Regions from separate parts of the Homo sapiens genome. Here regions 2 and 3 are each linked to region 1. Evidence: chromatin loops called from intact Hi-C (ENCODE). Cell type or tissue: HCT116. All regions are shown on one strand. Region 1 overlaps FGD2 (FYVE, RhoGEF and PH domain containing 2). Region 2 overlaps TMEM217B (transmembrane protein 217B). Region 3 holds the start of C6orf89 (chromosome 6 open reading frame 89).

Region 1 (8,000 bases):
AGTAGCAGAACTGGGATTTGAACCCATGCCTATGTGATACCAAAGCCCATGCTCCTTCCATTATACCCTCTAGGTCTGGCTTGTTTTGGGAAGCAGTGAGAGTCACCAAAGCCAAACACCTAATGGCTAACGTTCAGTGGCTTCCAGTCTCTCAGCCCTGGGGGGCTCCCGCCATTCAGACACCCCATGGCTGGGCTGCACAGGCAGGGCTGCTCCTGGGGGCTGTCATGGCAGGTCCTGAGGGCCCTTTGTTGAACTTCAAGGACCTCCTGCCCCAGCCACCAGCCCTAGATTCTCAGGGAATAAACTCCGGCCCTGCCCCTTTCAGAAGCCCTGGACATGATCTTCTCAGCTGCCCAGCACTCCAATGCAGCCATCACTGAGATGGTAAGCAGCCCGCCCTCTCCTGGAGCCCTGTCCCCCTCCCTGCAGGTCTCAGCCTGGTCCCACCCATGACACCTATCCCACTGCTGCCCTCACTGTTACCCCCCAGTCCCCGTCCCCACAAGGCAAGCCTTCCAGAAGCAGGTGAGCCCTGCCCAGACTTGGCTGAGGATGCACCCCAACCCCCTAGGAGCGGCTGCAGGACCTGTGGGAGGTGTACCAGCGCCTGGGCCTCGAGGACGACATAGTAGACCCCTCTAACACCCTGCTCCGTGAGGGCCCGGTCCTCAAGATCTCCTTCCGCCGCAACGACCCCATGGAGCGCTACCTTTTCTTGGTAAGAGGGTGCTGGGAGCTCCTCTCCACACTGGGGAGGGAAGTCCATGGGCCACTCTGGCCCGAGTCATACTGCCTGGCCTCTACCTGGCACTGCAGGGGGACAGGGAAGAGAACGCTTCTCTGTCTTTTTCTGCTTTGGCACCCAGATGACTTTGGACAGGTCACCTGCTGCCTCTAAGCCTCAGAGATTTCCAACCCACAGGTTTCCCAGACATGTCCTAGGAAGCAACAGAGTCAGAGTTTGAACCCAGTCTGACTGCAAAGCCTGTGATATTAATCTGTGCTCTAGAGAGCGCACAGCAGGAAGGAGTAAGGTTAGCTACTAGGAAGAACTGCCCTGGGTTTGCACGGAAGAAGCCGGGGGATCTCCTGACACCTGGAAAGGTGGTCCTGCCTGGAGGTCTGGGGAACAGAGATATAACCTCTTGTAAACCCCTGCCATCCTGAGCCCCTGTTGAGAAAGGCCTTGTAGGTTTCTGAGGTCTGCTATGGTCCCTTGTAGGGTGACCCTTCAGTAACCATCCTAGGGGAATTGGGAGCTTGACAGCCCCTTCCTCATCACCTACATCATCACCTGTGATGTCCTGTGAGCAGGCTGGCCAGAGTGTGTTCAAAGGGGAGCGGGTCCAGTGGTGCTCAGCCCATGCTCGGCCCACCCTCGGGGAAACCCCACCTAGCCATCCTCCCTGCCCCTGCCACGGGCCACTCACGCCTGTGTCTCCTGCAGTTCAACAACATGCTGCTCTACTGTGTGCCCAGGGTGATCCAGGTGGGCGCCCAGTTCCAGGTGAGGACCCGCATCGATGTGGCCGGGATGAAGGTAAGAGGCCCCCTAAACACCACTGGGCTCCACCTCAAGGGTAGGACTGAGTACAGGGAGTAAGAGGAGGGGCCAACCAGGTTCTCAATCACAGAACCAAACCCTTGCAGGGCCTGGGCAAACATGGAGATGGAAGAGTGTGGGGCTCTCCCCTCTGGGATCCTAGCCCTCCTGCCCTGTCCTTCCCAGCTTCCCACAGGTTTGGCCCTCCCTTCGCGGCAGTGCATGAGCCAGCTTGGCCTTTCTGTGCTTTCCCTACTGTTTATACCACTGCTTCAAAAACTTTCATGTGTGCGCGAATCCTCTGGGCATCTTGTAAAAATGCAGGTTCTGAATCAGGAGGTCTGGGTGGGGGGGTGCCTGAGATCCTGCATTTCTAACCAGCTCCCAGTTAAGATGGGCTGACAACTGACCCCACCTGCAGGATTGTGAGAATTAAATGAAATGAGACATATCCTGGGCAGTGTATGCTGATACTGTAGGAGCACAGAACACGTTTTGAGTAGGAAAGGTCTCCAGTGTCAGCTCAGCGGCTGGCTTGTGTGTGTCCCCATCTACCTCATCCAGAGATTATGGCAAATGAGCAGGGCCAGTAGTCCATGATGGAGCCCATGGGGGGACCACAAGATCCTCCTAACAGCCCCATGATGCAGGGGCTGTTAGAATCTTCTGGATTTTTTTTTTTTTTTTTGAGACCGAGTCTCACTCTGTTGCCCAGGCTGGAGTGCAACAGCAAAATCTCGGCTCACTGCAACCTCCACCTCCTGGGTTCGAGCAATTCTCCTGCCTCAGCCTCCCAAGTAGCTGGGACTGTAGGCGCGAGCCCCCATGCCCGGCCAATTTTTGTATTTTTGGTAGGAGAGATGGGGTTTCACCATGTTGCCCAGGCTGGTCTCAAACTCCTGACCTCAAGTGATTCACCTGGCTTGGCCTCCTAAAGTGCTGGGATTACAGGCATGAGCCACCACACCCAGCCTGTTTTTTATCTTTTAAAAATATTTTAATTTTACTACTTAAAAAATACAGATTATACACATTCTAAAGTCAAACAATATAAAAAATATATACAATGAAAGTCTCCGCCCGACTCTATCCCCTAGTTCCCCTTCCTGAAGGCAATCCTTGCTTCTTGTGAGGCCTTCCAGAGGTGGTCTTCGCCTAGCAAACCAATAACATATAATAGGATTGTTTCCTCATTTATGCAAGAAGCAGTGGTATACTCTACACATTTTTCTGCACTTTGCTTTTTTTTTTTTAACTAACTGCAAATGCTGGAGACTGAGGTGTCCCTGTACTTGAGAGCTTCCTCATCCTCCTGCCCAGCTGCATTGCGTCCCACTGTGCAGATGCACCGGAATTTCTTCAACCAGTCTTCTGCTGAGAGACACTTAGATTGTTTTCAGTTGTCAGCAGCTGCAAATGAGGCTGCAGTGAATAGCCTGGTACAGCCTGCCTGTGTGTGAATGTATCTGCAGTTAATCCCATTTTTAAACATGAGAAAACCAAGGCCCTAGAAAACCTTTCTAACTTAAATAACTTGCTTGAAGGTCATATCGCAAATGCTAGTTCGAGTGACCAAGCCAGGATTCAGATGCAGGTGTAACAAAGGCTGGCGCTTCTGCGTCTAACCACCACGCTCTGCTGTCGCCTATTAAGGCTTCAATCCAGAGGGTTCAAGACTATGGTGGAATTTCTGGCATCGTGGAGGACACAGCCAGAGAAGCTTCCTGACCACCCCTCTCTGCTGGCTCCTGAGTCCTGGTGTGTCCTGAGGGCTGGGACTGGAAGAAGCAGAGGTCTGGTCTGGCCCATCTTGTCACTCTCCTATTCAGCATCACCCCTACCCCCTTCAGCCCCAGAAGGGAGCTGCAGGCAGGAGTTGAACCAGAATGCTCTACCCTCTAGAGCCCCTGGGGCCTCCAGAGACCCCAGCAAAAGAGCCCCACCCCTGCTCCTGACTGGGGTTGCCTGGCATCTGGAGCAATCCAGGGCCTGGGGGTGGGGTGCAGCCTGGGAATGATGAAAGCTGATGAGGGAACATGGGTTCACAGCTCACCCCGACACCTGAGCTGACTGAAGTCTTTTAGGAGTGCAGCCCCGGCCCTGGCATCTAGCTTTCCATCCTGAAGGGGCCAGAATGTCACATAGACCAGGGCGTGTGCAGGCTTGTATGTCTGGAGTCCTTGGTGAGTGAGGCTGAGAAAGGCAGGTTTATAGAGAGCTACAGACAGAGAAATGGAGACGGGTGGCCCTGCCAAAGGACTGTCAGAGACCCAGGCATAGAAAAATAGAGATCGACAGATAGGAAGGCTAAGAAATATAGAAACCAAAACAGAGTCATAGAGAGAAAACAGAGAGAGCCGAGCCTGAGAGCATCAGATGCTTTGGGTGTGTGTTGAGAGCTCACCAGCCCTGTGTGTGCCGGGTCTCTGGAGTCTGCTAGTCTCGGCTAACATGTCTGATACTCCAGCAGCCGCACAGCACCCTCTCCTGGACGGCATGGGCTTGGCAAGTGCAGAGCTGTCCACTCACCCTACTTCTGTGCAGGAACCATTTTCTGAGTCTGTGATTTGGAGGCAAATCTTGCCTTTGACCATCATGATGGTTCCTATTGGCCTATGACTCCCTGGCCTCCTCCTTCCTAGGTGTCAGGGAGGCCTAGTTCACAGCAGCTGATTCTCTCCAAGGTCTGACTTGGTCTTAGTATTTTGCCATCCCCCACAGGGCCAGCCTGGGAAGAAGGAAGGGGTGTGGACACACATACCTAGGGGCTCCACGTACAGTTGTGCAGGTTGTACACTGCACAAGGATACCTCATCTAAGAGGATGTCTTCTGCAGCCAACTGCAGATTAGCAGACTATGATATATCATAGATGGTATATTTATAGTGAGAATTGTCCGGCAGATGGCAGTCAAATGTCTTGTTCCAACAATATCTAGGTATTATGCCAGTTTGCCAACAGATGTCAGTAAAGTGTTTTGAGGAAGGCTGTCCTTTTCTAATTACTACAAACGTACTGTATGGACTAGCAGGGGACTGAATTGACCTAGCCCTGGGGAAAGTGGTTGAGGCTCAGCTCAGCACAGTTCTGGAAACTCCTCTTGAAACCTGCTGGGGAGCTGGAAGCCTCTGTATGAACATCCCAGGGGCAGCCTGGACCCTCAGGTCAGGAGCCCCCAGTTCCCTTTTTTCTGTCAAAAGCATGATATTTCTTCCTGCTTCTGGACTGCAAACCTTGGATTTCTCCCTTCTTTTCCCTTTCCCCTCTCCCTGACCCAGTTAGAAACCTCTTCTGTCTCTCCAGTGCACCTGGGCAGGCCAGGACCATTTATGATGTTGCTTCCTAACTGGCCTTTGGGCTACAGGTTTGTCCCATTTGGCCCACATCCAGCCTGTCATCCCTTGCACACAAAGAGGTATTTGGCTCTTTCCCAAATACCTCTTTCCACATGACCGCCTCCTCATTGCCAAGGGCATCGAATCCAAATCACATCAGCCCCTTCTAAGGCAAAGACTGGGGAGTGAGGCTGCAGACTAGGCCTAACCTGAGGAAAGATGTGCTTGTACTCAGTGCTGTCTGGGTTATGGTGAGCTGCCCTGGAAGTGTGCAAAGGCCTGGCCACCACATGGGAGGCAGCAGAGGAGCTCAAGTGTTTGAGGAATTTAATGGCAACAAAGTTGCCCCACACAGAAGCTCTTGTGCTCTCAGCCTGTGTCTTAGGTTCTCTTTGCAAATCTCTCTCCACACCGTCTGAAGGAAGTGTGCTTACAGGACTCTGGGGGTAGGATGGAAATAGATGTTCTTCCATCTCACCCTTGGGGGCTGAAAACCTGGGGTGGAATCCTTCTTTTGCCCCTTAGGTGCTGTGTGACCTCAGGCAGCTCTCTTGCCCTCTCTGAGCATCCATTTCCTCATCTCCTAAATGAGGATGATAGTATCTGCTTCCCAAGATTGCTGTGAAGATTATTTTCTTCTTCTTTTCTTTTCTTTTCTTTTTTTTTTTTTTTGAGACAGAGTCTCCCTCTGTCACCCAGGCTGGAGTGCAATGGCACAATCTCAGCTCACTGCAACCTCCACCTCCTAGGTTCAAGAGATTATTGTGCCTCAGCCTCCCGAGTAGTTGGGATGACAGGCATGCGCCACCATGTCCAGCTAATTTTTGTACTTTTAGAAGAGATGGGTTTCACCATATTGCCCAGGCTGTTCTCAAACTCCTGGCCTCTAGTGATCTACCCGCCTTGACCTCCCAAAATGCTGGGATTACAGGCGTGAGCCACTGCACCCAGCCAAGGTTATTTTCTTTAATGTTTTATTATGAAAATTTTAAAGCCAAGAAAACGGTATAATGAACCTCATATACTCATCCAGTTTTGAAATCTAATTTCCTTTTTTGTTGAATCCATTGTCAAAAATTGTCATCTCCACGTCACACTGGGTCAACTTAGCTGCTGCTAAAATTCCAGGAGCCATAGGTTCCATTTGCTTGGAGCGAGGCCCAGTTGCAGGGGCATTTGCTTGGCTCAACAGGATTAGAGAGGTGGCGAACAAGCTCTGCATCCCTGTCTCTCGAATTTGAATTGTCCCTTGGGCACAATCCACCTCCCTCCCCTCCACAGTGCTGTGCCTGGGACCCGGGCTATGATGAGTCTGAACTGGTTGCCTCCCTCCTCTTGGCAGGTGCGGGAGCTGATGGATGCTGAGTTTCCCCACTCCTTCCTGGTGTCCGGGAAGCAGCGCACCCTGGAGCTGCAAGCCCGGTAAAGGAGCTGGGGTGGCGGCCCAGGGCCAGGCGGGAAAACTGGGAGGGGCTGATCTCCTCAACACCTGTGTTCACTTTCCGAGCAGGTCCCAGGAGGAAATGATTTCCTGGATGCAGGTATGGGAACGCTCCGAGGCTTCTGGGAGTCTTTTTCCTTTCTTTCTTTTTTCTTTTTTTCTTTCTTGGTACTAGACTACCTTGATGAAGCTCCTGGGATTCTCCCTAGCCTATTTGGGCTGAAGGGGAGGGAGTGGTGTATGTATGCATGTGTGTGTGTGTGTGTGTGTGTGCATGTGTGTATGCATGTGTGTGCATCTGTGTGTGCATGTCTGTGTCTGTGTGTTTGTGTGTGTGTTTGTGTGTATGTGTGCATGCATGTGTGTGCGTGTGTACATGTATGTGTGTATGTGTATATGTGTGTTTGTGTGCATGCATGTGTGCATGTGTTTGTGTGTATGTGTGTGTTTGTATGCATGTGTATGTACGTGCTTGTGTGTATGTGTCTTTGTGTGTCTGTGTTTGTGTGTGCGTGCGTGTGTGTGTGTGCATGCTCCCACACCTGCGTGTGCTCAGCTGCTCCCTGCTCTTCCTAAGGAGCTGCTCTGTGGTAGTTTGGAGACCGATCTGGGTTCCTATCTTGCTGCTTCTCATTGCCTAGCTGGGCAGTCCAGGGCCAGTCACTTACCCTCTCTGAGCCTCAGTTTTTACATCTGTAACCTGGGGCTGGTAGTTTCTCCTCCGATAAGGCAGCCCGCGTGTGTGTAGAATCCAGCGCCTGGTACCCAGTGGGCTTTCAGCCCTGTCTGTTGCATGCACGGAAGGATGGACAGAGGAGCAATCCCTCCCTTCCACACCTCAAGCCCCGACCCTCCCCCTCCCTGCACCCCAGGCCTTCCAAGCAGCCATTGACCAAATCGAGAAGCGGAATGAAACCTTCAAGGCTGCGGCCCAGGGGCCTGAGGGAGACATCCAGGAGCAGGAGGTAAATGAAGGCTTTTTCATCCCTTGCTGGAGCCACCAACCCAAATAGAGCTTGTTCCCTCTCTGTTCTGCCTATACCAGCTCAGAGGGAGAGGGAGTGTCATCTGCCAGGAGAGACTGAAGGGACCAGGGGAAGCCTTCCCAGCGCATCCCCCGACTCAGGGCCTGAGCATTCCCCTTTAGCAAAACTTCCTTTGAGAGCCTGTCTGCACAGCTGTCTTGGGGAAGTGTTTCACGTCTCTGCAGCTCCAGCTGCAGGGGGCAGTAGGGTTTTGGGTTTGAAAGTATCTGAGAAATACAAAGTCTCAGGGAAGATGGAAGGTGAGTGAGGTGGGGGCTGGGGAGGATATCTGTGGTTTGAGTTCAGATTTGAGCTGAACTCTGGCTTGCTGAGTGACTGCTGAGTCATTTGACCTCTCTGGGCCTCAGTTTCCTCACTTATACAATAGGAATAATGGTAACTAACGTATCATAAGGTCTCGATCAGGTCAGTCAGCTTGCTGTAGAAGCCCCAGGGAAGCCCAACACAAAGAATCCCTGCTACAGCAGGTGGGCACAGGGCCCCAGGCCCTGGGAGGATGGGCGGAAGAAGGTCACCAAGGGCCCATTCCTGCCCAACTCCCCTTAACCCACAGCTGCAGTCTGAGGAGCTGGGCCTCCGGGCACCGCAGTGGGTCCGGGACAAGATGGTGACCATGTGCATGCGCTGCCAGG
Region 2 (8,000 bases), 190 kb after region 1:
GACACTATCGTCCCCTGCACACAGCCCCTCCTGTCACCCTAGGTGGAAATGACTGAAAAAAGCTTACAGATCTGCTATCCCAGGGGTACCTGCACCTTCTCAGGCTCCCAACTTTCCTTTTCCTCCCTCCTTTCTTTTTTCTTTTTCTTTTCTTTCTTTTCTTTTTTTTTTTTGACACAGGGTCTCACTGTCACCCAGGCGGAGTGCAGTGGCGCAATCTTGGCTCAATGCAACCTCTGCCTCCTAGGCTCAAGTGATCCGCCCACTTCAGACTTCCAAGTAGTGGGGATACAGGTGCGCACCACCAGCCAAACTATGTTTGGCTAATTTTAATTTTTATTTTTATTTTTTTGAGACAAAGTCTTGCCCTGTCACCCACACTGGAGTGCAGTGGAGTGATCTCAGCTCACTGCACCCTCCCGGGTTCCAACGATTTTCCTGCCTCAGGCTCCCGAGTAGCTGGGCTACAGGCGCCCAGCACCACGCCCAGCTAATTTTTGTATTTTTTGGTAGAGACGGGGTTTTGCCATGTTGGCCATGTTGGTCTCGAACTCCTGAACTCAAATGATCTGCCCGAACTCAAAGTGCTGGGATTACAGGCTTGGCATGAGCCACCGCGCCCGGCCTAATTTTTAAATTTTTTGTAGAGATGAAGTCTTACTGTATTGCCCAGGCTGGTCTTGAACACCTGGGCTCAAGCCATCCTCCCGCCTCAGCTTCCCAAAGTGCTAGGATTACAGGCGTGAGCCACTGCACCCAGCCTTCTTCCCCTCCTTTCTAAGGGCTAAATCATGCTATCTTCCAGGACTCGGCTTAAAGGTTTTCTCCTCCAGGAAGACTTCCCTGACTCTCCACCTCCAAGGCCCCCTCCTGCGGCCCCCAGTGCTTCCTCTAGCACCTATCGTCCTGGGTCCAGATAGCCTAAGTGGCTTGGCCCCTCGCTAGGCTGGGAGCCCCTTGGAATGTGGGCTGTGTCTTGCTTCCCCAGGTATTCCTCAATTCCTAATTCACGGTCTGCAACACAGTAATAAACTGTATGAAGAAAAGTAGGACGGAAGGCTGGGGGATCTTCACGGACTGAAAGTGTCAGGGGTGGGTGACAGCCCTTAAGAGTGTTGCTCTTCCCGGGGACACCTGCACTGTTAGAAAGACTTGTTTTCCACTTGGTGAGATGGAGCTGGGAGATGAGGTGGTGATTCTAGTGGCAGCAGTTGGTGTAAGGGAACAGGACTGGGAAAGGAGGAAAGGAATAAGGGGCTGAAATCGTATCCTTTGTCGGTATTTTCCTACCTGTGTCTAGATTCTTCACCAGAGACTGCAGAATTGAATGAGAGAAGAAAGGAGTAGGAACAGGAGGCTGAAAGAACAGTAATAATTTGCCTCTCATAGGCCGGGCGTGGCGACTCATGCCTGTAATCTCAACACTTTGGGCAGATCACCTGAGGTCAGGAGTTCAAGACCAGCCTGGCCAACTTGGTGAAACCCCATCTCTACTAAAAATACAAAAATTAGCCCAGAGTGGTGGTGGGCACCTGTAGTCCCAGCTACTCAGGTGGATGAGGTAGGAGAATCGCTTGAACTCAGGAGGCGGAGGTTGCACTAAGCCACAATGGTGCCACTGCACTTCAGCCTGGGCGACAGAGACTCTGTCTCCAAAACAAAAACAAAACTGAGAGTCTATGTCCATTCATTCCACAAATCTTTATCAAGCACCTGCTACATGCTGGGCATTGAACTAGGTGCTGGGAAAACATCAGTGAAGTAAATATGGTGCCCACATTTTTGGAGGGTGGTGGGAGAGGCAACTGTATAGAGTAAGTCAGGTGATAGTACATGTTATGAAGAAATGTAGCACAGTAAGTGGGAAAGAGACACATGGGATGGTAGGGAGGGGCTGTTTCACACCCATTGGTAGGGAAGGCCTCTCTGATGCCTTCTGAGCAAGAAAGGAAGCTGGTGAATAGCTGGAGTAAGAATATTCTAGGCGGAAGGCACAGTGAGTGCAAAGGCCCCGAGGCTGGAGTGTGCTGTCTGTGTTAGGGTGAACGAAAGGAAGACAGCATGGCTGCAGCAGAGGGAGGCGGAGAGAACAAAATGGTTAGAAAGCAGATCAGAGGGTGACAAGGGACTGGGTTATTTAGCAGCTGGCATGCCGTGGTAAAGACTTGGGATTTCTACCCTGAGTGTGGTGGGGAGCCCTGGCAGGTGAGGACCGGAGTAGAGGAGGGACTTGATCTGACTCAGGTTTCAACAGGAGCCCTCTGGTGGCTGGGCGGAGAACTGACTGTAAAGGGAACACAGTGGCATGGGGAGGCCAGTCAGGAACTGCTACTGCAATAGCCTGGGCAAGAGATGGTGATGGCCTGGGCCAGGGAGGTGGCAGGGGAGGTTATATGAAGTGGTTGGATATGGATCTATATTGAAGGGTGGGCTGATGGGGAGTGGTGAGGAGTTAGATTCAGGCTGAGAGAAAGAGAGGACCTAAGGATGCCTGCTGGGTCTTTAACTTGAGCAATGGAAGGGTAGAGGTGGCAAAGACTGGGGGTTAGGGCAAGGTATACGGGAGAAAATCAGGAGTGTGGATTGGGATACACTCCCCAATTTTTATTTATTTATTTATTTATTTATTTATTTATTTGAGATGGAGTTTTGCTCTTGTTGCCCAGGCTGCAGTATAGTGGCGCGATCTCAGCTCACTGCAACCTCCACCTCCCAGGTTCAAGCAATTCTCCTGCCTCAGCCTCCTGAGTAACTGGGATTACAGGCACCTGCTACCATGCCCGGTTAATTTTTGTATTTTTAGTAGAGAGGAGGTTTCACCATGTTGGCCAGACTGGTCTTGAACTCCTGACCTCAGGTGATCCACCCGCCTCAGCCTCCCAAAGTGCTGTCATTACAGGCGTGAGCTACCATGCCCGGCTACATTCCCACATTTTAAGAAAATTAAAAAAAAAAATTTTTTTACATCAGTTGGATGCGGTGGCACACCTGTATTCCCAGCTACTCAGGAGGCTGAGGTGGGAGGATCGCTTGAGCCTGGAAGTTCAAGGCTCCAGTGAGCTATGATTGCACGACTGCATTCCAGCCTGGGTGACAGAGTGCAACCCTGTCTCTAAAAATCAAATAAAAGTAGAGACATCCTGAGTGAGACCCTGAGAGAATCTGAGTCAGAGAACCAGGTGAGCTGTGTCTGGACTCCTGACCGCAGAAACTAAGACAGAATAAATGTACTGTCTTAAGCTGCTAATTTTGGGGTAATTTGTTATGCAGTAATAGATAACTAGTACATGTCACATCTCTACAAAAATGTCTCTACAACAGTAACCACCCCAAAACATATCCTGACTGGGTATGGTGGCTCATGCCTATAATCTCAGCACTCTGGGAAGCCAAGGTGGGAGGATAGCCTGAGGCCAGGAGTTCAAGACCAGCCTGGGCAACATAGGGAGACCCCATATTGTATTTAAAAAAAAAAAAAAGAGTTGTGTAGGGGAGGATCTGCTTCCAAGCTCCCTCATGGGGCTGTTGGTAGGATTCCGTTCCTCACGGGCTCTTGGTTAGTGACCTCTGCTCCTGGCAGTGTGAGCCTTTCCATAAAGATACTTTCAACATGATAGCCAGCTTCCCTCAGAGAGCGGGCAGCACTGACGTCATCGTCTTCTGTAACCTAACCTTAGAAAGGACAACCCATCGCTTTTGCTATGTTCTCTTTGCTAGAAGAGGATCACTGGGTCCTGCCCACATCTAAGAAGAGGTGATGAATGTGAATATCAGTTCGCAGAGATCTCTGGGAACCATGTTAGAGCTGGCTACCACATCAAGGAAGCAACTGCATAAACAAAGCCAGGGTTTAGGGGAGAAGTCCAGGCTGAAGATGTATATGGGGCTTATTAGTGATGGGTCTGGACCAGGTGAGCTGGGAGTGAGTGAGACAGAGAACAAGACCAAGGACTGTGCCAAGGGCACTCCGGTGTTTGGAGGTCAGGAAGATGAGGAGAGGCCAGCAAAGGAGACTGAGGAGAAGGGGCCAGTGCGGCAGGGGAGGGATGGAGACGGAGGCAGAGGGGCTACCAGAGAAACCTGTTGGCAGGAGAGAGGGATCAGCAGTCAAAAGCCACTGCAGGACAGGTCAGCAAAGGTGGAGAACTGACCACCGGCTTGAGCAGTGTGGAGATCACCTTGACAAGAGCAGTCCCAGTGGGGCGGTGGGGGTGAAACCTAACTGGATGGGTTCTAGAAAGAACAGGAGACCAGGAAGTAAAGGCAGAAGCAACCATGCTTTTGAGGAGTCTTGTATAGAGGATAGCACAACCTTGCGTTTGAGTGTCTTAAACTTTCTCAACTAAAGTAACTCTCAGCTGAGGTGATTCCTGGAACTCTGCTTCTGCCTACACTTCTTCAACACACAGGTCTCCAGTTCCCCAATGTTGCCCAGGTCTACCTCCCACCGTAGCGACCTCAACCGGGATGGGGAATCAGAACCCAGAAGTTGGCCCATGTTTTATATTTTGTGTTTTGGTACTAGCAAGTCACAATCAGACAAGGCATGCCTTGTGAGACTGGGGCAGAGACACACACATTAGCTCCCAGTCATCAGCTGGAAGCTCCATAAATCCTGAACAGCCACCCTTGGAGGATCTGGTTTAGGGGCCAACAGCTCTAAGCAAAAGCTTATTACTGACTGCCATCTTGTGGTCATTTGGGGAACTGGCCTAGGTTTAAATCCGTGGTGGAAAGAGTTGAGTGAATTGTAGGATAGTACCTGGCACTGAGTGTTCAGTAAAAGCCAGCGACTGTCATTACTATGCTCATGGTTTGGAAGAGTATGGCCAAAACAAACAAACAAACATGTCTCTTGACTTCACTCCCAACATTTTTCAAGGGAAAAGGAACTACCCTAAAAGGAGGTGTTCCTTTTTGTCTTGGTAAAAGTAAGAATGAATCAGGGAGCCGACTTTCGTGTATGAAGTCAGATGATGAGATGCAAGTCCTGCTTTTGCTACCATGTGACCTTGATCTCATCACTGAAGCCCAGTGAGTCTCAGTTTCGTCAAACCATAAAACAGGAGCATTAGGATGAAGACTGCACAACTGGTGAATGTGAAGAGTTCTCAGGAAAAGCGGCACTCCTAGTTCAAGGCAGGGGCCTGCTGGCTCTCAACACAGAGCTTGTTGCTTTACAATAGTGTCTCTCAACTAGGGGCAACTTTGCCCCCCCACCACCCCCACCCCATGGGATGTTTGACAATGCCTGGAGATATTTTGGGGGGTTCTTTTTGTTTTTCAAAGGGTTGGTCCTTGTTTTTGTTTTGTCTGTTTGTTTGAGACAGAGTCTCGCTCTGTCACCCAGGCTGCAGTGCAGTGGCGCGATCTCGGCTCACTGCAAGCTCCACCTCCCAGGTTCAGGCCATTCTCCTGCCTCAGCCTCCTGAGTATCTGGGACCACAGGCACCCGCTACCATGCCTGGCAATTTTTTTGTATTTTTAGTAGAGACGGGGTTTCACTGTGTTAGCCAGGATGGTCTCGATCTCCTGACCTCTTGATCTGCCTGCCTCGGCCTCCCAAAGTGCTGGGATTACAGCCGTGAGCCACCGAACCCGGCCCTGTTTGTGTGTGTGTGTGTGTGTGTGTGTGTGTGTGTGTGTTTGTGTTTTTGAGATGGAGTCTCACTCTGTCCCCCAGGCTGGAGTGCAGTGGCACCATCTCAGCTCACTGCCACCTCCGCCTCCTGGGTTCAAGTGATTCTCCTGCCTCAGCCTCCCGAGTAGCTGGGATTACAGGCACCCACCACCACGCCCGGCTAATTTTTGTATTTTTAGTAGAGAGCGGGTTTCACCATGCTGGCCAGTCTTGTCTTGAACTCCTGACCTCAAGTGATCCACCTGCCTTGGCCTCCCAAAGTGCTGGGATTACAGGCGTAAGCCACCATGCTGGGCCGATAGGCTAGTCTTGAGCCAGCCATACATAGTTATTGAAATGGAAATTAGCTAAAAAAGAATAAAATTTAAAATTTGATTACTGGGTTGTAATAGCCACATTTCCAAGTGCTCAGTCGCCACACATGGCTAGTAGCCAGCACAGATAGAGGACATTTCCATCAGCACAGGAAGTTCTACTGGACAACACTCCTCCAAAGGACTCAGCAGAACCGGCATCTGTGGGCCAACCCATAAAGGAAGAACTAGAAACTAAGGAAGTGCAGAGGAGAGGGGACAGTGAGAGGCAAAAACAGACACCAGTGAGATGGTTAAGTAAGCACAAGGCCACATATCATTAACTGCTAAAACAAGTCACACAACACATCTGTAAAATAATTGATCCGCACAACCTGCCCTCTCCCGAGAATCATTCCTCAGTGCGTAAAACTCAAAAGCCCTGACAAACCAAGCAGCATCAACAGAAGACAGGCAGGGTAGGGAGGGTTCCATTGTTGAGGAACACCATTCCCTCCCACCTTTCCTGGCATCTGGCATGGTTCAGTTTAACTTCCGGTACAACATTCCCAGACGGACAGGTAGTCATGAGTTCACTGCAATGGTGGAGCAGAGCCTGTGGCGGCGTTTCCTGCCCACAGTCTGGGATTCCTTGTAAAGGTTGTATGCATGCTTGACGATGAAGGGCAGACAGAAAAAGTGCAGGAGCATGTGTGAGATTTGGAAGATCCAGTGCAAATAACTCAGCGTCTTGAAGTGATCTTTGATGATCCCGTTGAGGAGCAGGACTATGGAGAAGTTGATGAGCTCGTAAGTGATGATCCACATGGCATAGATCAGCAGCCCCATGTAGATATTCTTGTGGATACAATAAAAGAGGAAGCAGCCGATGATGATGGTGGTGAGGGAGAGGCCAGTGCTGATATTAGCCCTGTGGAACAGGGTCCAAGTGACTAGCTCCGACTTTGAGTCCACGTAGATGCTGAACTTGGCCTCATAGCAAATGTGTGTCTTCTGGTTCAGGTCAAAGATGAAGAACTGGGTGGTATTAAGGACAGAGAAGATGCCCACCATGAGGGAGAACATCCTGACATTCATTTTATACTTGTTTTACCAGAGCACCTCCTGCAGGAAGAAAATCATACAGACACGTGACAAGATGGCAGAGGTAGCCTTAGACAAATCCCCCAAGTCACTAGATATAAATCAGAGAGCTAAGAGCAATGATGGTGTGTGGACAGGCAATAGGCTGGAAGTTAAGGGACATGGGGTCTGGCCCGTGCTCTGGCCTAACTTGCTAGATGTGACCACATCATTGAGAAATGAATGTATCACTGGCCTGGGACTTCCTAAGTAGCTTCCAATTCTGCTGTTCCAGCTTCAGCTTTGCTTTAAAGTGGCAAAAAGAGTGCTCCTGTTGATGTAGGTTTGTGGGAATTCAGAGGTTCCTGTATTGAGGATAACGATGGTATGAACGAAGCTCCCATCTGGGGAGTTTGCTTCTCTGAAGTCAGAAAACTCTCATGGCTCCTCAAGGGCTTGGAATCATCCCTGACATCCTCTGCCCCCACTACTCTTTCCTTCCAAGTCCTTAGAAATTTCCCTGATTTGCTCCCTGGGCATGGCCCAGCCTTGTCCCAAGTCACAGGGTTTGGCCAGCAGGAATGGAATGGGTAAAGGTTTATGGATCCAGGCAAGACTCTGCCCAGGGCCAAGATGCCTTAACAATAAGCCACCATTGTGCAGGTGAAGGCCCAGCAGGCAGACCTCCAGCTGCAACCTAGGTTACACCTGAGCTCTAGAGGTCAACTCATGGCAGGGAGCAGGAACCTGGTGCCCGAGCCGACCCTGCTGAGGGCATGTTGATAATGGGGGACCTAAGGCTGGAGTAGGCTGGGCCTACAGCGCAAACGTTCCTCCACAACCTGAATCTTCTTCTTACTGGCTCCCAATTCAGAGGACTCCTGAGCAAACCTCTCTCCTCATCATTCACTACACTGGCGAGCTACCTCTGTTGTGGGGCAAAGGAAGGGGCACAGTCACACATTAGGAGAACACAGGGCTGT
Region 3 (8,000 bases), 130 kb before region 1:
CAATTGTCATTTTCTTTTTTTTTTTTTCTTTTTTCTTTTTTTTTTTTTTGAGACGGAGTCTCGCTCTGTCGCCCAGGCGGGACTGCGGACTGCAGTGGCGCAATCTCGGCTCACTGCAAGCTCCGCTTCCCGGGTTCACGCCATTCTCCTGCCTCAGCCTCCCGAGTAGCTGGGACTACAGGCGCCCGCCACCGCGCCTGGCTAATTTTTTTTGTATTTTTAGTAGAGACGGGGTTTCACCTTGTTAGCCAGGATGGTCTCGATCTCCTGACCTCATGATCCACCCGCCTCGGCCTCCCAAAGTGCTGGGATTACAGGCGTGAGCCACCGCGCCCGGCCTGAATTGTCATTTTCAATGCATGTTTTCTGGTTGTATAAAAGCTTTCCCATGCAATAGGGCTGATGTTATAACAGTAGATTATAGTGTATTTTCACCAGACAAAGAAAACTTTTTATGATTCACTGAGGACAATCCCTTCACAATCTAGAACCTGCAGATTGGATCGTCTGAGAACACCAGAGAAAGAGAAAGACTGTCCTTGCCATCCACACTACAGCAAAACTTTGGAGCTTTAAACCTTGGGTTCATAATCTCACAGCTGAGAAGGGTCCCTCCACACTCCTGGAACTGTACATCCATTGGAACCCTTAAGGTAAAACTAACCAGAAAAGTTTCTCCCCAGAAGATGGCATCCTTGATTAGAATAGCTTTTCCCAAGATCATAGATCAAAACTTCTACTATCACAAGACTCTTATCTTTGAATATTTTTTCCTTGTTTATGCCTCTATGAACAATAGAAATTAAAAGTGGGTCTATTATATGCACTTATAGGGTATACTTTTATTTGTGAAGGATTTTGCAGCCAGCCTTAAACATGAATAACCTTATATTTCAATAGATAAAAGATGAAGGCCCAATGTAGGTAACAAACTTTAGTGGTACATACATTGCCTCATAATCAGTCAAAACTCCTCTTAACCCACATCATGGATTAAAGAGAACATTGACAAGAGGCCTTCACTCTTCTAGAAAGACATCCATTTGTTAGGTCCTTTTTCCATGGTTTAGAATAAAAGAGGCAATAATTTGAAATGTCTCCCTCATAATAGGCTCTACAGCAAATTCTACTTTAAAGGCTATCGTTACACAACAGACTTTAAATTCTCCTTTGAAAATTATACTAAGTAATAGAATTGGCTAAACAGAAAAGTACCTGTGCAGCTGTTGACACCTGTGGCCTATGGAGAAATACAGCAAATGTAAATTATAAACAATTCTGGCCGGGCGTGATGGCTGACACCCGTAACCTCAGCACTTTGGGAGGCAGAGGTAGGCGGATCCCCTGAGGTCAGGAGTTTGAGAGCAGCCTGGCCAACATGGCAAAACCCTGTCTCTACTAAAAATATGAAAATTAGCCTGGCGTGGTGGCAGGTGCCTGTAATCTCAGCTACTCAATAGGCTGAGGCGGGAGAGTCACTTGAACCTAGGAGGTGGAGGTTGTAGTGAGCTGAGATCGCCGCTGCATTCCAGCCTTGGTGACAGAGCAAGACTCCCTCTCACAAAATAAATACAATAAAAATAAATATCCAGTTGTAGGGGATTAGTGAAAAGACCACTTAGTCAAGCAAGGAGACTCTTCATCTAACTCATTCTTCAATCTATTTAATTTTAGGTGGTTTGGCTTATGGGGACCCTGGGTAAGGAGCATACTCCAAACTCTTGCTATTATCCGCCCGATAATGATAATAATAGTCTCCCTGGTGCACTGTATTCTCTCAAAGATTTTAAATGCTTGCATGCAGCCATCTCTACAACGTCAAATGATCTCTTTTCAACTGGAATAACAAAAACTGAAAGAAATGTGTGACCATGAAGGCACCGTAACCTATGAATGACATGCTGAGACCAGAAACCCAAAATGATGTAACTGAGAGTGGCGCTAAGGCCCTAAGTTCTGGTCACGCTGTCACCTAAGTAAGAACCTGGCCAAAAGTGAGGAATTTTTTTTTAAACAAAATCATGGGAGGCCATTATTTTGGACTGAGCTCATGCACTAGGCACCAACAAACCAAACCAAACTAAAATGGAGTCACTCATGCTAAATGTGACATAATCAAACCAAGGCTTTAAAAAAACACAAAATGCTAGAACAGACCAGGTTTTTTCTCCTGTAAACAGATGTTTCAGAATAAGGAGGTATCCTCTACTCAGCCCTTATTCTCTTCCTGCAAAACCCACTGTTCTACTGTTTCCTAGTGAGTTTCAAAACCATACAGGTACACTTATGACAGCGATAATAACATCAATGACCAAGGTTTTGGTCAATCTCTCAAAATTGAGAAAATGACCAAAACGGGGGAATTGTTAAGGCAAACTAAATATGGCCTGAGAAGGACTCTGTCCTTCTATATTTGAGTCCTTGTGGATGAACTGTAACATAGCTTAATAGTCAAACAAAATTGAAAACCTAACTTAATAGTATACACCTGTAACAATAACTGAGTGGTGGCCAATCCCAGCGGCCATACTTCAACCACTCACAGCCTGCTGAATGTTCAATCTGCGTTCAAATCAGGCAAACACCGAGCTGTAACCAACCTCACTGTTTCTGTACCTTACTTCCGATTCCTGTGCCTCACTTTGCCTTTTTTATCTATAAATTTGTTCTGACCATGAGGCACCCTGGGAGTCTGTGAATCTGCTGTGATTCTGGGGGTTGCCTGATTCGTGAATCTTCCATTGCTCAATTAAACTCCTTTATACTTAATTCGGCTTAAGTTTTTCTTTTATCAACAGAGTAAGCTCTCACTAATGAGTGGGCTGAGTGAAAACTGGAGGGATTTGTTCGTCTTTCTCAAGAGTAGTAGCTTCCAGAAGGAAGGGGCTGCTCTTCATTTACATTTCCCTTCCACTCCCATCCCTTAATGCCTAACATGCTGCCTGGCACATAGTAGGGGACTCAGTAAATGCTTGTTCTATGGATCAGTTCAGCTATGAAGTCTGTGTGAGCCAGTCCAGGTAAATTAGGAAGACAAGGATTTAGGACTGGGGCGAAAAGAGCCAGAACGGAAGAAGGACGCCAGGGGGAGCAAGAACCTACACTCTCCAGATATCGCGAGAGGTCCCGCGCTCGCCACGACACTGAGTGTTCTGTTTTGGGCGGAAGCGCTGGACGAGAGGAGGAATTACTCTAGGGTACAAGGCCTCGCCCAGGAGTGGGGGGTTGCTTCCGGGTCGCGCTCCCGGAAACAGGAAGTTGCCCATCCTCCTCGCCCGGCGGCAGCTGTCCCCGAGGCGGGAGGAGCCCGAGGGGCGCGAGCCCCGCATGTGAGTGACTGGGGCCCGAGGCTGGGTGGGGGGAGGCCGCCCTGTGACAGCCTCGCCGCGCCCGTCTCTGACATCCTCGCGCAGCCGCTTCTCGCCGCTGCTACCACCCTCTATCCCAGCGCGGATCCCTTTTCTCAGTCTCTCCAGTTTTGTAGACTGACAGCATCCCCTGGCAGCTCCCCCGGGGTCGACTCCCTTAAGACATCTGTCACTTTCTTTGACTCCGCCGGGGAGAGCAAAACGAGGTGGACCTTGCTTGAACTTGGTTCTCAGGCATCACAGCAGTGTCCATAACTTGAGCGTTGCTAATGAAGTCCAGATTTCTGCCCTTTTGACGGAATTTTTAAGAAATTAAGAGTAGATTCCCCACCCCCTTCTGAAAGATCTTTTTCTAATAATCGTTAGGGGGCAATAATTTTTTTTCTTTAAATGTGTACTTGGTATGTGATAAACCTGGCATCTTGGATTTCAGAAAGAAATATGACTTGGTTTCTTGACACAAGTAAAATAGTTGTTTGTAATCACCTCTTAGTAGAAGGAAATTTGCCTGCGTCGTGTTTTGTAGTATTTTAAGACTGTTAACCGTGCAGGCCACACTTTCTAGTCTCAGAGCCCTCATAGCCTTTGTATTCGCAAATATGTTTCTTTTAAAGTATTTAGTCATAAATCACTTTATAATAGAGACTACTTCCAGATACTTAGTATTCTGACTTTTCTGATGGCTCATTTGGTAGTTCCTGTGGTGGGATCTTCTATAGACGTCTCTCCCTTAATAAATTCGTTCATTTGAATTTGGGTTGTCAAAATTTCCCTCTAGGGAATAACATGCCTTTAAAATAATAACTAATAAATTCAATTCTGCTACATTGAAGTTTTGACTAAAGGTTCATGTAGCCCAACTTGCATACCAGAAAGAGGTCCTGTTTCTGTCAGACCTTTTCTGCCTTGGACTGAGGCATTTTTCAAGACCTGCTTTGAATACCTGTTCCTCCACAGCTACTCCACACACCAGAAACAATGTCCAAATGCTAGATTCCTAACCTGCTAACCTTAAACCCTCATCACATTGTTGCTACCTCTGCGTTTTTTTGTTTTTTTTTTTTTGAGACGGAGTCTCACACTGTCGCCCAGGCTGGAGTGCAGTGGCGTGATCTCTGCTCACTGCAAGCTCCGCCTCCCCGGTTCACACCATTCTCCTGCCTCAGGCTCCCGACCTCTGCATTTTTAAAAATGAATAAAATAATAAAACATAAAATGAATAAACCATGAGCCACGAGTTACATTCAATTAGTTCGGAATGATAATTTTAGGTCCTTTCTATAAATTTGTTCAACATTGATCTGATTCCACATCTGAGGTGAATTCCCACGTCTGTTCTTAGTTTTTTGTGTTTTCTCCATTTATCTCTGCTTTCAAGAAACACTATTTAGGGTGGGAGGTAGACAGGAAAATAGATGTAATGCCAAGCCCTAGAGGTGCATAGGACAAAAACTGAGGTCAGAGTCTTAAAGAGTTCACTTATTGGACAAAGCACTGGAGACTAGGCTTTTTAGGCAGAGGAAATTGTGTATGCAAAAGCAAAAAGATGTGAAATAGTATGACAGTGTAGAATGTGAAGAAGGATTGATGGGAAATGAAACTGAACAGGTAGGCAGTGACCAGATCATAAAGGGCCATGGTAAGTAATTTGGACTTTATCTTTTAAAAAAGACAGGAATCTCATTCCATCACCCAGGTTGGAGTACAGTGGTGCTATTACGGTTCACTGCAGCCTCGAACTCCTGGGCTCAAGCTACCCCTCACCTCTGCTTCCCAAGTAGCTGGGACTACAGGCAGGCACCACCACACTCGGCCAATTTTTATTTTTATTTTTTTTGTAGATACAGGGTCTTGCTATGTTACCCAGGCTGGTCTTGGAAGTCCTGGGCTCAAGCAGTCCTCCCACCTCAGCCTCCCAGTGTTGGGATTACAGGCATGAACCACCATGCTTGACTTAGGACTTTATCTTAAAATGATTGTTATTAGGTATTTAATTTGTCTGGCTATTGGAACAAATGTGTTACATCATTTTATAATTCTCTGAAATAAAACATTGTGGGGTAGAAATAATTATCCCCATTTTATACATGAAAACTGAGGCTTAGAGAGGATGAGTAGTGTCTCATGGCCACACAGTAAGTGGTAAAATCTAGAATTTGCATCCAGCTTTTTCCAACTCCAGTATCTGTGTTCTTAGTCACCATGCTAAACTGCTCCTGCAGAGGATGGGGAGTCTTGGAAGGTGCTTAGCATGAGCCAATTTGTGTTTCAAAAAAATAAGTGGCCGAGTGCAGCGGCTCACGCTTGTAATCCTAGCACTTTGGGAGGCTAAGGTGGGTGGATCACTTGAGGTCAGGAGTTCAAGACCAGCCTGGCCAACATGGTGAAACCCATTTTTTACCAGAAAAATACAAAAATTAGCTGAGTGTGGTGGCGCGTGCCTGTACTCCCAGCTACTCCAGAGGCTGAGGCACGAGAATCTCTTGAAGCCAGGAGACAGAGGTTGCAGTGAGCTGAGATCATGTCACTGCACTCCAGCCTGAGCGAAGAGTGAGACCCTGTCTCAGAAAATAAAAATAAAAAACTGGACAAGGTAGAGAATGGATTGGGGAAGAGGAGAACTGGAAGTATAGAGATTAACTACATCTTTGTGATGGTCCATAGGAGAGATGTTGAAGACCTTAACTGTGCTGTTAATGTAGAGAGGAAGGGATGAATGTGAGAATTATATAGGAGGCTGAATCAAGAGGACTTAGTGATAGTTTCATTGGTGGGAGTGAGGTAGGAGGAGAATAGTTTTTAAATTTGGAGGATTAGTGTTTCCATTAAGAAAAGAGGTGCAGTGGGAGGAATGAGTTGAAGGGGAAAACAGTAAGTTGGGTTATAGACACATTACATACAGGGAGCTATGGGAAACTTGGATCACCGTGTCTGGTAGGCAGGTAGATAAATGGGTCTTGAACCCTAGAGAGAGTTGTAGACTGGAGAAGAGATTTGGGAATCACCAATAGCTGGTGGTCAAAGTGTTGGAGGGAATAAGAAGGTCAAGGATAACTGGTGGATACCAGCAGAGAACGAGAGAATTATGTTAAGGTTTGAGTACACTTGAGGGAGATAGATAATGGGGTAGCAACAGCAGCTGCTGCAGAGAGGTCAGATAAGGTAATAACTGAAAAAAACGTCCTTCGAACTTGGCGTTTAGAAAGCCATTTGTGGCCTCAGTGAAAGCAATGTCGGTGGAGTGAGGAGGCAGAAATATGATTTCAACAGGTTAATAAATGAATGGAAACCTGAGAAACAAGAAAGTGTGTTACTTTCTCCCCCCAACCCCCAAAGGAGCTTTCCTCTGAAGGGAGGGAGGGAGAGAGTACCAGAAACTTAGAAAGGAACTATTATGGCATTTTTCTGATAGTAGAAACTGGAAAGGGTGAGGATGGAAGCAAGTAGAGGTAAGCTTAAAAATGTGAAGACTTCTTCAAGTATGTCAATGTCCTAAAAGACCAAAAAACAAAAACAAAAAAAAAAAGAAAAACCACACACTGGGGACTTGTTCTGAAGTTAAGTAGATTAAAGAGAGGCATGGCAGCCAAATTCAATGTGTGGTCATTGGTTGGATCCTGGATTTTTAAATAGCTATATGATCTTTTTAAAAAAATTTGATAGTTAAGGAAACTTGACTATAGACTGAATATTAGGTAATATTAAGAGATTACTCATTTTAATGGGTATGGCAATAATGCCAATGGTTGTGTGTAGAATAACGTCGTTATTCTTAGGAGATGCATGTTGAAATATTTAGAAATGATTTTATAATGTGTTGCAAATAACTTTCAAGTAGTTCTGGTAAAAACAGAAAGAAAATATAGCCAAATGTAAACAACTGGTAAATCTAAATGAAGGATATCCAGGTGTTCATTGTACTATTTTTGTACAAAAAGCTTTACACATTTAATGTGTACAGCTTGATGAATTTGGACATAAGTATGCCCTTGTGAAACCATCACCATGATCCATGCCATCAACCTATCCATCACCTTCAAGTTTCCTCCTGCCTTCTTACTTATTATTACTATTAGCAATAAGAACACTTAACATAAGACCTACCTTCTTAGCATATTTTTAAATATACAATACAGTATTGTTAACTCTGGGCACTGTGCTGTATAGTAGGTCTCTAGGAGTTATTCATCTTGTATAACTGAAACTTTGTATTCTTTGCCCAGTACCTCCCTGTTTCCCCCTGCCTGCAGCCTCCTGCAACCACCATTCTGTTCTTTGCTTCTATGAGTTTAGCTATTTTAGATTAATCGCACAAGTGGTATCATGTAGTATTTATCTTTCTGTGTCTGGCTTATTTCACTTAGCATAATGTCCTCCAGGTCCATCCGTATTGTTACAAATAGCAGGATTTCTTTCTTTTTTAAGGCTGAATAATATTCCATTGTATGTATATACTACATTTAAAAAAAAAATTTTATTCTTTTGACACAGAGTCTCAGTCTGTTGCTCAGGCTGGGGTGCCATGATGTGATCTCTGCTCACTGCAACCTCCACCTCCCAGGTTCAAGTGATTCTCATGCCTCAGCCTCCCGAGTAGCTGGGATTATAGGCATGCGTCACCATGCCTGGCTA

The links. A loop is a pair of places that touch in the nucleus more often than their neighbours do. Peaks named below come from ENCODE experiments on the same cell type or tissue, not always from the same donor. Only the 100,000 strongest peaks of a DNase experiment are listed, where the experiment ranks them.
Region 2: a loop joins it to region 1, with 8 times the contacts of the local background. A loop is called at or near these places in 89 of 110 quality-filtered maps.
Region 3: it touches region 1 in a loop (17-fold over the local background); 78 of 110 quality-filtered maps call a loop at or near these places.

The regions. Positions count from the first base shown.
Region 1 is chr6:37,014,318-37,022,317 of GRCh38, forward strand. FGD2 (FYVE, RhoGEF and PH domain containing 2) reads left to right here. Exons shown (of 16, transcript NM_173558.4): 7 at 329-387; 8 at 575-721; 9 at 1,451-1,543; 10 at 6,224-6,303; 11 at 6,392-6,422; 12 at 7,195-7,287; 13 at 7,922-8,000. Among named protein-coding and RNA genes, the nearest start is that of FGD2, 13 kb to the left of the region's middle. RefSeq lists an enhancer at 1-201. In HCT116, CTCF peaks have their summits at 4,083, 4,331, 4,530 (motif pointing right) and 7,519 (motif pointing right); DNase peaks (open chromatin) are centred at 4,024 and 4,484; H3K27ac peaks cover 570 bases.
Region 2 is chr6:37,205,938-37,213,937 of GRCh38, forward strand. It overlaps TMEM217B (transmembrane protein 217B), which reads right to left. Exons shown (of 2, transcript NM_001395378.1): 2 at 6,244-7,059. The coding sequence starts at 7,032. The coding sequence ends at 6,520. It overlaps TMEM217 (transmembrane protein 217), which reads right to left. Exons shown (of 3, transcript NM_001286401.2): 3 at 6,244-7,059. The coding sequence ends at 7,029. Among named protein-coding and RNA genes, the nearest start is that of PIM1, 40 kb to the left of the region's middle. RefSeq lists a silencer at 4,536-4,830. In HCT116, CTCF peaks have their summits at 2,265 (motif pointing left), 4,696 (motif pointing left) and 7,064; DNase peaks (open chromatin) are centred at 2,244 and 4,664.
Region 3 is chr6:36,882,700-36,890,699 of GRCh38, forward strand. It overlaps C6orf89 (chromosome 6 open reading frame 89), which reads left to right and starts at 3,253. Exons shown (of 9, transcript NM_001286635.2): 1 at 3,253-3,329. RefSeq lists an enhancer at 3,013-3,092 and a silencer at 3,313-3,492. In HCT116, CTCF peaks have their summits at 3,054 (motif pointing right) and 3,253; a DNase peak (open chromatin) is centred at 3,132; H3K4me3 peaks cover 2,447 bases; H3K27ac peaks cover 1,187 bases.